4 separate regions of the Homo sapiens genome follow, and all the other regions are linked to region 1. A link is a contact called in ENCODE Hi-C data. All regions are on one chromosome and are shown on one strand. The core of a region is the stretch at or near the end of the contact, and the rest is flanking DNA. Distances in the headings are between cores, read along the strand shown.

Region 1 (3,028 bases), core at 247-2,746:
CTGTAGATGAGTGTGACAAAGACCAAGCGGTGGATTTGGGAGGAGGAGGGAAACCAGGGGCTCGGGATATATGACACATTTTAGCGGCAACAAGACAGCCATGTAAAGTCAACTTGAAATTAAAAATCATCATCTTAATCTATGTGGCTCTTTCAAGCCTGAGTCTTATCAAGGCAAAAAAAAAAAAAAAAAAATCTATAGTTAACGATGAAGTATTTCTCCCTTTTGCTTTCCCGGCATCCACCAAGAGCAGTACATAATTTAATTATTGAATCTACAAGCTGGACCATGAGATGAAGAATGATGTGTCTGCTGTAGTGAGAAATTAGATAGAACCAACTGTTTACTCTCATCATTCTTCCTCCGTTAGGCTAAATTAATATAGTTAACAAGCTTTTGTTTGGAATAGCAGTTCAAATCTGGGATGTGCAGATCAGAACTGGCGATTATTACAGTAGCTGTTATTTATGGAGTGCTGACAGTCCCCTCAAGTCCCATGAATGAAACAGAAAGGGGTTCTTCTGTCATTCTCTGTGCTAGAACCACTGTAAGGGGCTAGACGTCTGCACAGGGTAACGAAGTTCATGAAAACCAGATTAAGTTGCTTGGGGCATACGACTCCAGAAATGTCACTGATGGTCTTTCCTATTGCCCTGTTTTTCTCATCTTTGAAACAACTGCAACAAAATGTGCACTATATAAGTGGGCGAGCATTACCAGGAGGTAACATGCAGGTGGGGTGCCTGTGCGGTGATACGGGTCGAGCAGGGCGCGGCAGGCTTTAGCAAACACCTCAGGCCCTTCCGCACAATTTGAGCAGAAACTGAAAGCCTGTCAGGCGCAGCCAAATGCAAATCTAGCTTCGAGGCACTGAGCCTCGAGGCACAGCGCCCCCGCCGGACCCAGTTCCCTGCCCCATCCAGTGTGTGAAACTGTGACCCAGCCACCGGCCAAGGGTCCCCACGGGGACGCTGCGACACAGCGGGCTCACTCCAGAGACCCAAACCAGGTCTCCCCACCTCCCGCCCCGCCAGTTTCACGGCACTAGATTCTTGGGGTCGTCTTTTAATCACAATCTCCATAGCCGTGTCTCTAAGCAGTTGATGGAACACGGATGGTGGGGAAAACCTCACCACCGCCACCACCACCAAACCAAGCAGCCCCCGACGGTCGTGCAGTCAGGCCCGGGAGCGCCCAACTCGCGGCCACCCAGCGCCACGCGTGACCCGGGCAGCGGGGCGACCTCGGGGCGGTCTGGCACCCGGGAAGTAGTTTGTGCTCGGGCTCTGAACACCGCCGGCCGGACCGCGGGCTGCGTCACGGGGACCGGGAGGCGTACGGCGACGCGGAGCAGCGCCTTTGCGGCGTGCGACCCGCCCCCGCCGTCCCTCCCTCCCTCCCCTCAGGGCTTCGGGCCCCCGGGGCCAGCCGCCGTCCTGCGAACGCGCGGCGCCCGGGCCGCTGCCCCCTTCCGGCCCCGCGGCGGCCCCGCCTCCTCCCCCGACTTCCTTCCCTGAGCACGGCGGCGGCGGGGACGAGCACCGGCCTGCGCGCGGAGCCGGCACCGGATGGTGGGCGGGGGCCAGCCGTGCGGGTACGCGGCCCGCGCGCCCCTAGCCACCGCCGCGTGGCACCGTCCCGAGCGCGTGGCGCGGGGCGCTGGCTGCCGGGCGGGGGCCTGGGGCCGCGGACGCTGGGGGCGCCTCGGCCGCGCTCAGCCTTTAGATCGGAGAATGCGGGCGGGGTGGGGGCGCTCGGGGTCCCCGCAGTCACTCCAGGGTCGATTTCTCGGCGGGCGCCGCGGCCTGTGCGAGGCCGGGCCCCTTGGAGTGCCCCGGGAGGTGGTGCTGGGCGTCTGAACACCACATCCCTTCCTGCGCCCGTGTGTGGGTTGGGAATGCCGGGTGTAGGCCCTGGATCAGAGCTGACGGGGTTGCGAGCGGCGTGGGGTGTGCCTGGGACGGTGACCGGATGTGTCTTCCTGAATCGTTGTATTCGAGCTCCAGTTCTCTCTGTTTCTACAGCTGGGCCTCAGTCCTCACAGGGCTCTAGTGGGCGTTCAGCCACACCAGGAGAAGGCGCCCAGGGGATTAACAGGACCCTTCCCTCTCCTGCTCTTCCCTCGCCCCCCATGGCTCCCCCTCCCTCCTATTTAGTAGGTACTTCTCCAGCACCCCACAGCGATGATGGATGCTGGCCCTAAAGCCAGGTGGGAAACCAGGCTGATTCAGCACCTGTCTTTTCCTGTTAGGGGGGTTGCCAGGCCTCTCAGATGTGGGGCAGCGTAATCAGTGGGTGACCGTGGTTCCCAGCACCCACTCTCCACTGCATCCTTGTCTTAGGCACTGCCGCCCTGCACTGTAGCAGATGCCTAAATAAAGTGTGGAGCCTGAAGCAGAAGTTTTGGGAGATGCTTGCCTTCCTTTAGACCACATTCCTCGCCTTTCTCAAGATTTCTCCGTGGTACCCACCCCGTTTTTGTGTTGTCTTCCTTCCTTGCCCTTGTTTCATTCCTTTTGAAAGCGACCACTCCCCTGAAGTCCTAGGACCCCCTTCGTGGGCTCTCCCTGCCGTAGACAGTCTCTGCTTGCCCCTGGTAAACTACGTTCCAAAAACCTTGCTTTAGGAGTAGCACTTGACGTTTTTCATAGTTTCTTCTCATGTAATTCATTACTCGGAGTTGATAACTTCTGTCCCATCTGGATTATTGAGGAGAAAGGGAAGGGAAAAATTATCTGGTTAATATCAGAGTTGGGAAGGCTTCAGATGTTTTCTTTGAATCCGTCTGGCATGGATGATAATCCTGTGTGGTTTAGGTTAAGTTACCTAAGTTCTCTGAGTCTGTGTAAGATGGGATGGCACTGTCTACCTTAGCTAGGAGTAAGGCTTGAGTGACATGATGTGTATAAACTTTAACAATGTCTGGAATCTATAGATGATCAATAAATATTTCTTTTTTCCACCCTCCTCCTGTGCTGACTCCGCTTTGTAAGGGAGACAGGTAAAGGACACAACAATTTGTAGGCTG
Region 2 (3,028 bases), core at 213-2,712, 2.8 Mb before region 1:
AAGTTACAATAATAATTTTGTGATACTCTTTGTCCTCCATCTGCACACTGATTTGATTGTATATCTAGAGTGAGACAGAGAAACAGACATATATATATATATATATATATATATATATATATATATATATAGAGAGAGAGAGAGAGAGAGAGAGAGAGAGAGAGAAAGAGAGAGACAGGCAGGGAGGGAGGGAAAGAGATAGGCAGGGAGGAAGAGAGAGAGACAGGCGGGGAGGGAGGGAGAGAGATAGGGAGGGAGGGAGAGAGACAGGCAGGGAGGGAGGGAGAGAGACAGGCAGGGAGGGAGGGAGAGAGGCAGGGAGGGAGGGAGAGAGATAGGGAGGGAGAGAGATAGGCAGGGAGGGAGAGAGATAGGCAGGGAGGGAGAGAGAGAGATAGGCAGGGAGGGAGGGAGAGAGGGAAGGAGAGAGATAGGCAGGGAGGGAGGGAGAGAGGCAGGGAGAGAGGGAGGGGGAGAGAGATAGGCAGGGAGGGAGGGAGAGAGACAGGCAGGGAGGGAGGGAGAGAGACAGGCAGGGAGGGAGGGAGGGGGAGAGAACACTTTCTAAAAGCCAGTGCTTGGTTATTGCATCAGAGAATCTCACTGAAAAAATAAATTCCAAGAGGCTTAGTTAGGTATGGCAGGGCAAAGATATTTTATAAATATTTTGGCAAGTAGAGACAAGAGAAAATGATGCGTGAGGTATTTTCAATAGAAGCCAATTGAGCTTCCTCATTTGCATGAAGCATCTGAGCTGTTTTCCTAAGTTCCAGTTCCTCCTCCTCAGGTGGGCAGCCTTACAGCCTCTGCATTTGACTCTGTCAAGATGAGACTGTAGTAAAGTGAGCTCTTTGTATCATTGATGAAAGAAAGAAAGGATTTAAATTAACCATTGGGACTGAGTTAAAATAAAATAAAGCTATAAAAAGATCATGGCTGCTTGACCATGAGAAAAACCTAGAAAATAGTCATTTGCATGAGTCATTTGTTCCCCGAGAACAGCATTCTGTTGAATGGTGTCCATGAGGAAAATGCTCAAATAGATACCATTGGTTTTTTAAAAAATTATTTCATCAGTAACAATGCAATTTGGGTACAGCCTGATCTGCAGCTACGTCAGGCTGCAGCCTTTTGAGGCTTCACAATGGCTGATACATACTCACCTGTTCCCAGCAGGCAGCCAGGTACCTGGATGTCCAGCTCCAAAGGCACAGCTGCATTTAACGCCTGGACCTGCCCAAGTCTGTGACCTCTGGGACTCTAGGGGCTGACCTGTTCCCTTGTTCTAGCTCTGGGATAGCCCAGTGCAAACTTACTACTGCAACCCGGTTGTCCTCTCCATGGCCTGCAGCTGTTCACCCAAGGAGTGCCTGAGCATCCTTTCTTGGAGGAACTACAAAGAGACTCGCTCAAGGACTTCCTGTCAGCAGCAGAAATGCTGAGTCATCAGTATTCTGTTACAGTTCATTGAAAGCAGTGCTGACAGTGGTGCGGCCAGATGGACAATAGTGAGAGCTCCAGGGCCCCAGCTCAGTGCTGCACACAATGGGTGACACCAAAGAAAAGCTTTTATTAAAATAATACAGTCTATAATGAAGAAATTAAATTTTACAAAACTTCAACCCACTCTCCAGATGATTAAATGAATTATTAGGAATATTTCTTTTCCAAAAAAAAAAAAAAAAAAGAAAGTATATTGACCTTTAAAAAAAAAAAATTAGAATTACACTTTCCTGGTTTGTACCTTGTACTTGCACATCATTGTTTGGAGAATATTTTTCCATATCATTAAAACATTCTTTGAAAATGTAAACTTCACAGATCGAGACCATCCTGGCTAACACAGTGAAACCCCGTCTCTACTAAAAATACAAAAAATTAGCCAGGTGCCGTGGCAGGCACCTGTAGTCCCAGCTACTCGGGAGGCTGAGGCAGGAGAATGGCGTGAACCCGGGAGGCGGAGCTTGCAGTGAGCCGAGATGGCTCTACTGCACTCCAGTCTGGGCGATAGAGCAAGACTCCATCTCAAAAAAAAAGAAAAAAGAAAATGTAAACTTCACTAGCTACAGAAGGAATTAGACAGTAAATAAGTAAATTACAATACACCCCAATGACAGAATACGAAACATTGATATCTAATGTTAGAGCCAAAAGTTCTTCTACACTGCGTGTTATATTTTTCTCACTTCCCTGAAAAAAAATTACATAAGTTGTACTGTACAAGAAATGTTTTCTTTTCTCTCTACAAAGTAGATCATGATAATTCTAAACTTAGGCAGAACCATCTGGAATCTGAGTCATTAGACTAAGTAGAAAGAAAAAGAGGAAAAGTAATGAAGCACTCCCCCAGGAAACTGAAGAGCTGTACTATTCCTTGTCTTTCACAGAGTAGAAATTAGGGAATCTGAGCAAATGTTAGACTGGATGATTTTCTGGAACTAACTGACCTCGAGTACACAGATCCACGTGGCTACAGAACTGTGGTCATCACTAGACTGGACAGTGAGGAGTGTTCTCCCCACATCAGCTCCATAAGGACGAAGCAGGCAGAGGAGGCCCTGAGAGTCTAGTTCCCCTTGTTACTTATTCAGAAAATGGAAATACGGATGGAAACCCTGTCTATAGTTCCTTACAGGGCAGTCCTCTGAAACCGGGGATTTGCTGAGCGGGCCCAGAAAGAGATGAGTAGAAAGTTAATGAAAAAACTAGATTTTCTCTCATTTTAAAATATGCAGACTTAAAAGTTAGTAGCACATTACCCTGAACAAGAGTTTTACTTGTTGAATACCAGTGGAACTTATACTTCACCACATAAGGAAATAAAGGAAAGTGGGAAATAAGAAGCAATTTCTATGACTCAGAGATCTGCCCTTCCTGTAGGAAGATGAACAACCGCCATTTATAGAATTCTTCTCATGTGCCCATTCACTGTGCTAAATGCATTACATCTATGATTTAATCCTCACAACAACCACTGGCAAATAGGTATTTTGTCATCCTATTTGACAGCTAAGGAAGAAGAGATGGA
Region 3 (3,028 bases), core at 348-2,847, 2.3 Mb before region 1:
TCATAAAAAATAAGATAAACAATAAAAATAAAAAAGTAAAAAGAAACAGGTAAAATTCACTTTAATAATATATCCATTTAACAAAATTATGTAAAACATTATTTCAAAATGTAATCAATATTTAAAACTCACGTTTTTGAAATAAAATACTTTGCTTTTTTTCGTACTAAGCTCTGTAATCTGGTTTATATTTTATTCTTTCAGTAATCTCAATTTGGACTAGCCACATTTGGGGTGCTCTATAGCCGCTGTCTAGTGGTTACCGTGTTGGACAGCACAGTTTCTAAAGCCTATTTAGAAAGAAGGTGAAGCCAGTGTGATGTTTGCAAGAAGCTAGGTCTTTTGAAAAATAAAATATTAGTGGGCTTGGTGGTGACTCCCCACAGGGCCCCAAGGGAGAAAAACATTTAGCTACACACTCCTGCTCCAACTCGAGGGTACCAAGGTTATTTTTTATCACTTCTTGTTTCTCAGAGGTTTTTTTTTTTTTTTTTTTCACTTTTCAAACACTGTTTGATTTGGCTTAATTGCAGATGTCATTTCAGATAAATAATTTATCCTCCTGCTTTTCTTTGCTTGTCTGCACACTACTTTATCCCTGGGAATCCTACGTGAACCAGATCTACTTCACAATTCCCTACGAACAACTAACCTATACGTGTCAAATAATTTTTTAGCCTAGAATTTGGGGTTCATTTTATACATCTTGGCCACTACACACCAAATTAGAAGCTTCAGGATAATAAATTGGCTGGGCACAGTGGCTCATTCCTGTAATCCCAGAACTTTGGGAGGCCGAGGTGGGAGGAACACTTGAGCCCAGGAGCTTGAGACCAGCCTGGGCAGCATGGCAAAACCCCATCTCTACAAAAAATACAAAAATTAGCCGGGTGTGGTGGTGGACGCCTATATTCCCAGCTACTTGGGGCTGAGGTGGGAGGATCATTTGAGCCTGGGAGGTGGAGGTTGCAGTGAGTCAAGACAGCGCCACTGCATTCCAGCCTGGGTGAGCAAGCAAAACCCTGACTCAAAAAAAAAAAAAAAAAAAGAAATTTAGGTGAGCTCTCTGGGGGGAGGGATTGGAGGGTGGGGAGAGGGAGAGTCATTTTTCTTAGAAAACTGAATGGCAATGGAATCACATATTTGCAAGTGCCCACAGGTCAAAGGAAGCACAATTTTGGTATTAATATTCTATGATGGCTTTTTTCATGGTTGAAATATCAACCATGGAAGTATATTCAATGTTTTTTCACATTTCCAGTATTTTTGCAATTCAGCTTTATAGCAATTTATAAAACAGCATTTTAAATTTCATAACTCAAAAACATGCAACAGCATTAGGATTTTTGTTCACAAACAATGACACAAAGGTTTAGATAAATTTTCAGAGTGATTCCAGCAGCCTCAGTTGTAGGGATAAGATAACTGTGCCTTCCAGCTGAGAACAATTAATTGCCAAAGACAGAAAAAAGATCTATCTCAATCTTTTACTACTCAGCAAATAAAATGTATAGAGGGCTTCTAGTCTGTAAGGTGGAATCAATATCCGTATCACTAAGCACTGGACACAAAAAGGAAGGTAAAACAAAAGCAAAACCAGAAAACAAGGCACATGAAACTCTCAGTCACGTTCTGCTCATTTTCAGATATTAATTTGAACCTATGGTTGTTATGTTTTCTAGATTTTGCAAAAAGTAGCTACATCTCATCCCTAATGGTACTATTCCATTAAGGAAAAACAGCGGAAATGGTTTCTGACCCAGATGAAACTGCAAAAACAGGAATGGGTTGATCCTATAATCTCATTTATTGGCAACAAACAAATAGACCACAGTTCCTACATAGTAAGTGAGTTTCGTCCCTTCAGGAAATTGAGGCTCAAAGAAGTGAAGTAACTTGCTCAAAGAGGTAGCAAAGTCAAGACTCCTACCTGCCAATCACTCTTTCTACTCAGCACACTGTAGTCCTGCACATAGGTGAACAAGATAAGCTGCATGAGTAAAAGATAGGCAAAACCTAAAATAGCATCCTCGTCCACTAGATATCCAGTTTGTTTAAAACACATTTACATGAAAAAATATATGTAAAAGGCTGTACTTTGTAAAACTGCTGTACAAGACACAAACAGAACCAACGAGTGAGGCCAGGTGCGGTGGCTCACACTTGTAATCCCAGCAACGACACCTCTCTTCAAGCTAAGTATCAAAAAACTATACATAACTTAAATATAAAAAGTACGGGCTGGGTGTGGTGGCTTACATCTGTAATCCCAGCACTTTGGGAGGCTGAGGCAGGCAGATCACCTGAGGTCAGGAGTTCCAGACCAGCCTGGCCAACGTGGTGAAACCCTGTCTTTACTAAAAATACAAAAATTAGCCGTGCGTGGTGGCAGGCGCCTGTAATCCCAGGTACTCCAGAGGCTGAGACAGGAGAATCACTTGAACCCAGGAGGCGTAGGTTGCAGTGAGCCGAGATTGTGCCACTGCACTCCAGCCTGGGCGACAGAGCGAGACTCTGTCTCAAAAAAAAAAATAAAGAAGAAAACAAAGCCATGATTCTAAATATACATTATATAACCATATAAACTAATTTACACAAGTACACATATCAACAAAATACTTTAAAACATACCCTACGGGTCAACTTAAGGAGACAGAGAAATTCGTAACCATAAAATTATTTCATGGCTTTTATTAAGAAATAAACATTCAAGGTCAAGACGCCAACTAAAGAAAAAAAAAAGAAATATACAGAAACAATACAATTAATCACAATGAGAAATGAAAGAACACTTATCCTCACTACCAGGCAAAAAAATCTTTCTTCTAAAGGCATGATAACACCCACCACAAATTCAGGTGCTATTATCATTCAAGTATATCTAGTTTTAGAACTGCTCTCAAAGAAATGAGTAGGTAAAAAGGAGGCCACTGGAGATGAGAGAGAATGAAGTAACATGATTGGAACTTTAGTTTTAGTTAGGTTAACCTGAAAACAGGATTTAGGGTAACAAAGTAGAGAAAAACTA
Region 4 (3,028 bases), core at 211-2,710, 2.1 Mb after region 1:
TGTAGCTGCTTGGCACTGGGCAAGTTACCGCTTCTCTCCGTTTCCCAGTAACTTCATCCAATACTTCAAAGGCTGTTGTGGGAATAATTGAGTTAATATATGCAAAGTACTTAAACAGCGCCTAAAACCATTAGAATGACACAAGTACCTGATGTTATTATGTAATTTCGCAAGTCTACATTTGAAATTTAAATACTGTCTTTATGTAGGATCTAATTACTTACAAGCGTCCCTTTGGCTGTGTCCTGTGAAATTTCATTTTTAAAACCTCTGATGGTAACAAAATTGCTTTGAATAATCTCTCTTAAATATTCTGGTATCTGTAAGGATCCACATTTCCAAAGACATTTTTAATTCAAAATGCTTCCTACCTTCAGAAGAATACCAGATTTTCTAGAAATTTTAAAAGTAAGATTCTGAATTCAAGGTCTGTATCTGCAACATGCCAATGGGAAGCTAGAGAGTAGTTAGTGTTCCCTGCAGAGTGACAGCACTTCCAATATTCACTCATGAGTCTCTTCTAAATTACCACTGAAACGTGCAGCTGAGGATCACATGCATGTCTGACCACTGAGCTGGAATATATAAGATGATATTTGAATTTGCTTTTCTGGGATTGAAAGGATAATACACCAGCGCCACCTAGTTGTCCAGATACAATGTGCTACTTATTTATTCTTGAAAGGAATTATGCTCTTACAAGTAGAAATGTAAAATTTTAATTTTTTTTACCATTGACATAGGCCCTGTATTTATTTTAACAAATTCTCATTTCTGCAAGTGATACAAGTGATAAATTCAAGGTTCCATTTAAGGTAAATATTCCTCATGTTTATTTTATTTATACAAGAGGATTGGCAAACCTCAGATACTAATCTTCATTAATTTGCTTTAATTTTGCTGTAAAAATATCTGAATTACTTAACACACCTGCCACATCAGCATATATCAGTTGTATATTACTGTGTGTCCCAGTATCTTAAGCGTCACATAGCAGAGCATATTCTTTCTATTAAAATTAAGATTGTATATGGGATATTCTGGAGGTGAAATACATTTTTTCACACACTGCATAAGAATTAAATGTTAATTCTGTAATAAGGTACACACGCAGTTAATGGTCTCTATTTTTTACTCAGCCTGAGCAATGTGCGGAGGTGGCTGAAGCCCCTTCAGTAAAATAATCGCGATGTGTATTTGACATAGCTGGTTCTGGAAGGCAGGAAGTTCTGCCAGGTCTCGGCTGGAATCAAACACCTAAGGACACAGACCTGAGATTGCTCTGCAGCCAGACGGAGCTGGAGTCAGGAACTCAGAGGGAAGAGAGATGCTTCAGGCAGTGAGGCCCAAGGCAACAAATGACTCCAATGTTTAGACAAGTTCTGGGAAGAAAAGAAACTGTACGTGCAAGCTACGCATCTGTCAGTAAGCCCTCATCTATGTGTTACTGCATGTTCAGACAATTTCAGGATACAGAACCTGAAAATCATATAACTGCTGAGTCATCGTCCTGTCTACTCACCATGACAGAGTCCTCCCAAATGGAAACTGGTTGCCAGCCCCCCACTCTTCCTTTTTCTAATAAAGCAGCTGATACATTATTGTCCCCACTGGGCTCAGTCACTAGCTAAACATGCTGCTGTGGGAATAGTTTTGGGGATAAGATACACAAAACATACAACAGGATGGGGCAAAGAATTAGAGAAACATCAACTTGGAAAGAAGGATGTGACAATTCCCTCTTCTCTTGGGAAAGTGAAAGTGAAAGCTTTTCCACATAGCAGAGAGAGAGAGTGGTTCACACTGTGTCCTGCATCCCTGTGACCTTTTATCTCACCATTGCTTGTTATATCACCCAGATTGTCACCTCACGGGGAGATCCTTGGGACCTGCAGCCTCATCCCTTCTGCTTCCTTCTGACCTAGGAGTCACCTCACGTGTTGGACTGTGGCTGAACTTCAGTGCCCAGTCCTCAGCAGCGGCAGATCTCAGCTCCTGCAACATTTGTTCCAAGATACAAGACACTGTGTGCAGATAATTACGTAGCTTTTGAAATTCTAGCAAAAGCTAAATTCTTCAGTAAGGGAAAAATAGTTACAGAGTGCTTATAGGCAGGTGTAGGAATTTTATGTACAAATACAAAATATACTTTTTCTAAATATTTCCAAGTCCTTTTGGCCCTGGCTTAAAAAAAATGATTTAACATTTCTTATTAAATATGCAATTTGGTTCAAACTAAGAATATGTGTAGCCTTGAACAAGACATGCAGCATCTTTAGGCCTCTGTGAAAATGGCGAAGTTGGGTGACAAGACCACTCAGCATCCCACATGTCTATTGCATGTCAGTTTTCTACTAACTATGGACTATGCTCACAAGAAAAGTGGTGGAGAAAGAGAAAGTACACCCAAGATGCTTCTTTTCAGCTCTTCTTTCCTTCCTTTTTATAAAGCATATTATTATTATTATTGTTATTTAGAGACAGGGTCTCACTCTTTCACCCAGGCTGGAGTGTAGTGGCATAATCATGGTTCACTGCATCCTCCAACTCCTGAGCTCAAGCAATTCTCAGGTCTCAGCCCCTCAAGTAGCTGGGACTACAGGTGCACACCACCATGCCTTGCTTCTTCTTCTTCTTCTTATTTTTTTTTATAGAGAGGGATTTTCACTTTGTTGCCCAGGCTGGTATTGAACTCCTTGCTTCAAGTTATACTTCCGCCTTGATTCCCAAAGTGCTGGGATTATAGGCATGGGCCAACTGCACCCACCAAATGTTATTTTTAGTCCAAGGTAGTACGATTTCTCTCCTTCCTTCCATCTTTTCCTCCTTATTTTGTCTTGAACCCATCTACTTAATAAAAATAAAGACACGTTTCTAGGCCTTACAAAGCCTCCCTTCTTTACCAGAAAATTTAAATACTTAGAAAAAGTAAAAACCACAAAGACCACTTTAAATCAAAGATAACATTTGCAAATCACTGTCCTAATGAAATAGTGCATTAAAGTTATGAAAGTCATTTAAAAATAGA

What was found. A loop is a pair of places that touch in the nucleus more often than their neighbours do. Pooled maps may share reads with other maps.
Region 2: a loop to region 1 is called in a map with no recorded cell type, with 9 times the contacts of the local background. The contact joins the enhancer-like site here to the promoter of DCTD in region 1. A Hi-C loop is called at or near these places in 2 of 37 single-sample maps with no recorded cell type and 2 of 50 pooled maps.
Region 3: a pooled map shows a loop between it and region 1 (2.9-fold over the local background). The contact joins the enhancer-like site here to the promoter of DCTD in region 1. A Hi-C loop is called at or near these places in 2 of 50 pooled maps.
Region 4: a map with no recorded cell type shows a loop between it and region 1 (7-fold over the local background). The contact joins the enhancer-like site here to the promoter of DCTD in region 1. A Hi-C loop is called at or near these places in 2 of 168 maps with a recorded cell type or tissue (IMR-90 and K562), 2 of 37 single-sample maps with no recorded cell type and 8 of 50 pooled maps.

What each region holds. Positions count from the first base shown.
Region 1 is chr4:182,915,854-182,918,881 of GRCh38, reverse strand. DCTD (dCMP deaminase) reads left to right here and starts at 1,496. Exons shown (of 6, transcript NM_001921.3): 1 at 1,496-1,571. RefSeq lists a silencer at 1,155-1,864.
Region 2 is chr4:185,728,970-185,731,997 of GRCh38, reverse strand. All of the region lies in intron 3 of SORBS2 (sorbin and SH3 domain containing 2), which reads left to right. Among named protein-coding and RNA genes, the nearest start is that of SORBS2, 82 kb to the left of the region's middle. RefSeq lists a silencer at 2,420-2,617. Within about 2 kb of position 1,462, at least 8 of the 41 ENCODE cell types and tissues checked have a DNase peak (open chromatin) inside an H3K27ac peak, as active enhancers do.
Region 3 is chr4:185,254,645-185,257,672 of GRCh38, reverse strand. All of the region lies in intron 2 of SNX25 (sorting nexin 25), which reads right to left. Among named protein-coding and RNA genes, the nearest start is that of SNX25, 47 kb to the right of the region's middle. Within about 2 kb of position 1,597, at least 4 of the 41 ENCODE cell types and tissues checked have a DNase peak (open chromatin) inside an H3K27ac peak, as active enhancers do.
Region 4 is chr4:180,826,228-180,829,255 of GRCh38, reverse strand. No RefSeq gene overlaps it. Among named protein-coding and RNA genes, the nearest start is that of LINC00290, 330 kb to the left of the region's middle. RefSeq lists an enhancer at 908-2,107. Within about 2 kb of position 1,460, at least 3 of the 41 ENCODE cell types and tissues checked have a DNase peak (open chromatin) inside an H3K27ac peak, as active enhancers do; they include IMR-90, where a contact is called at or near this core.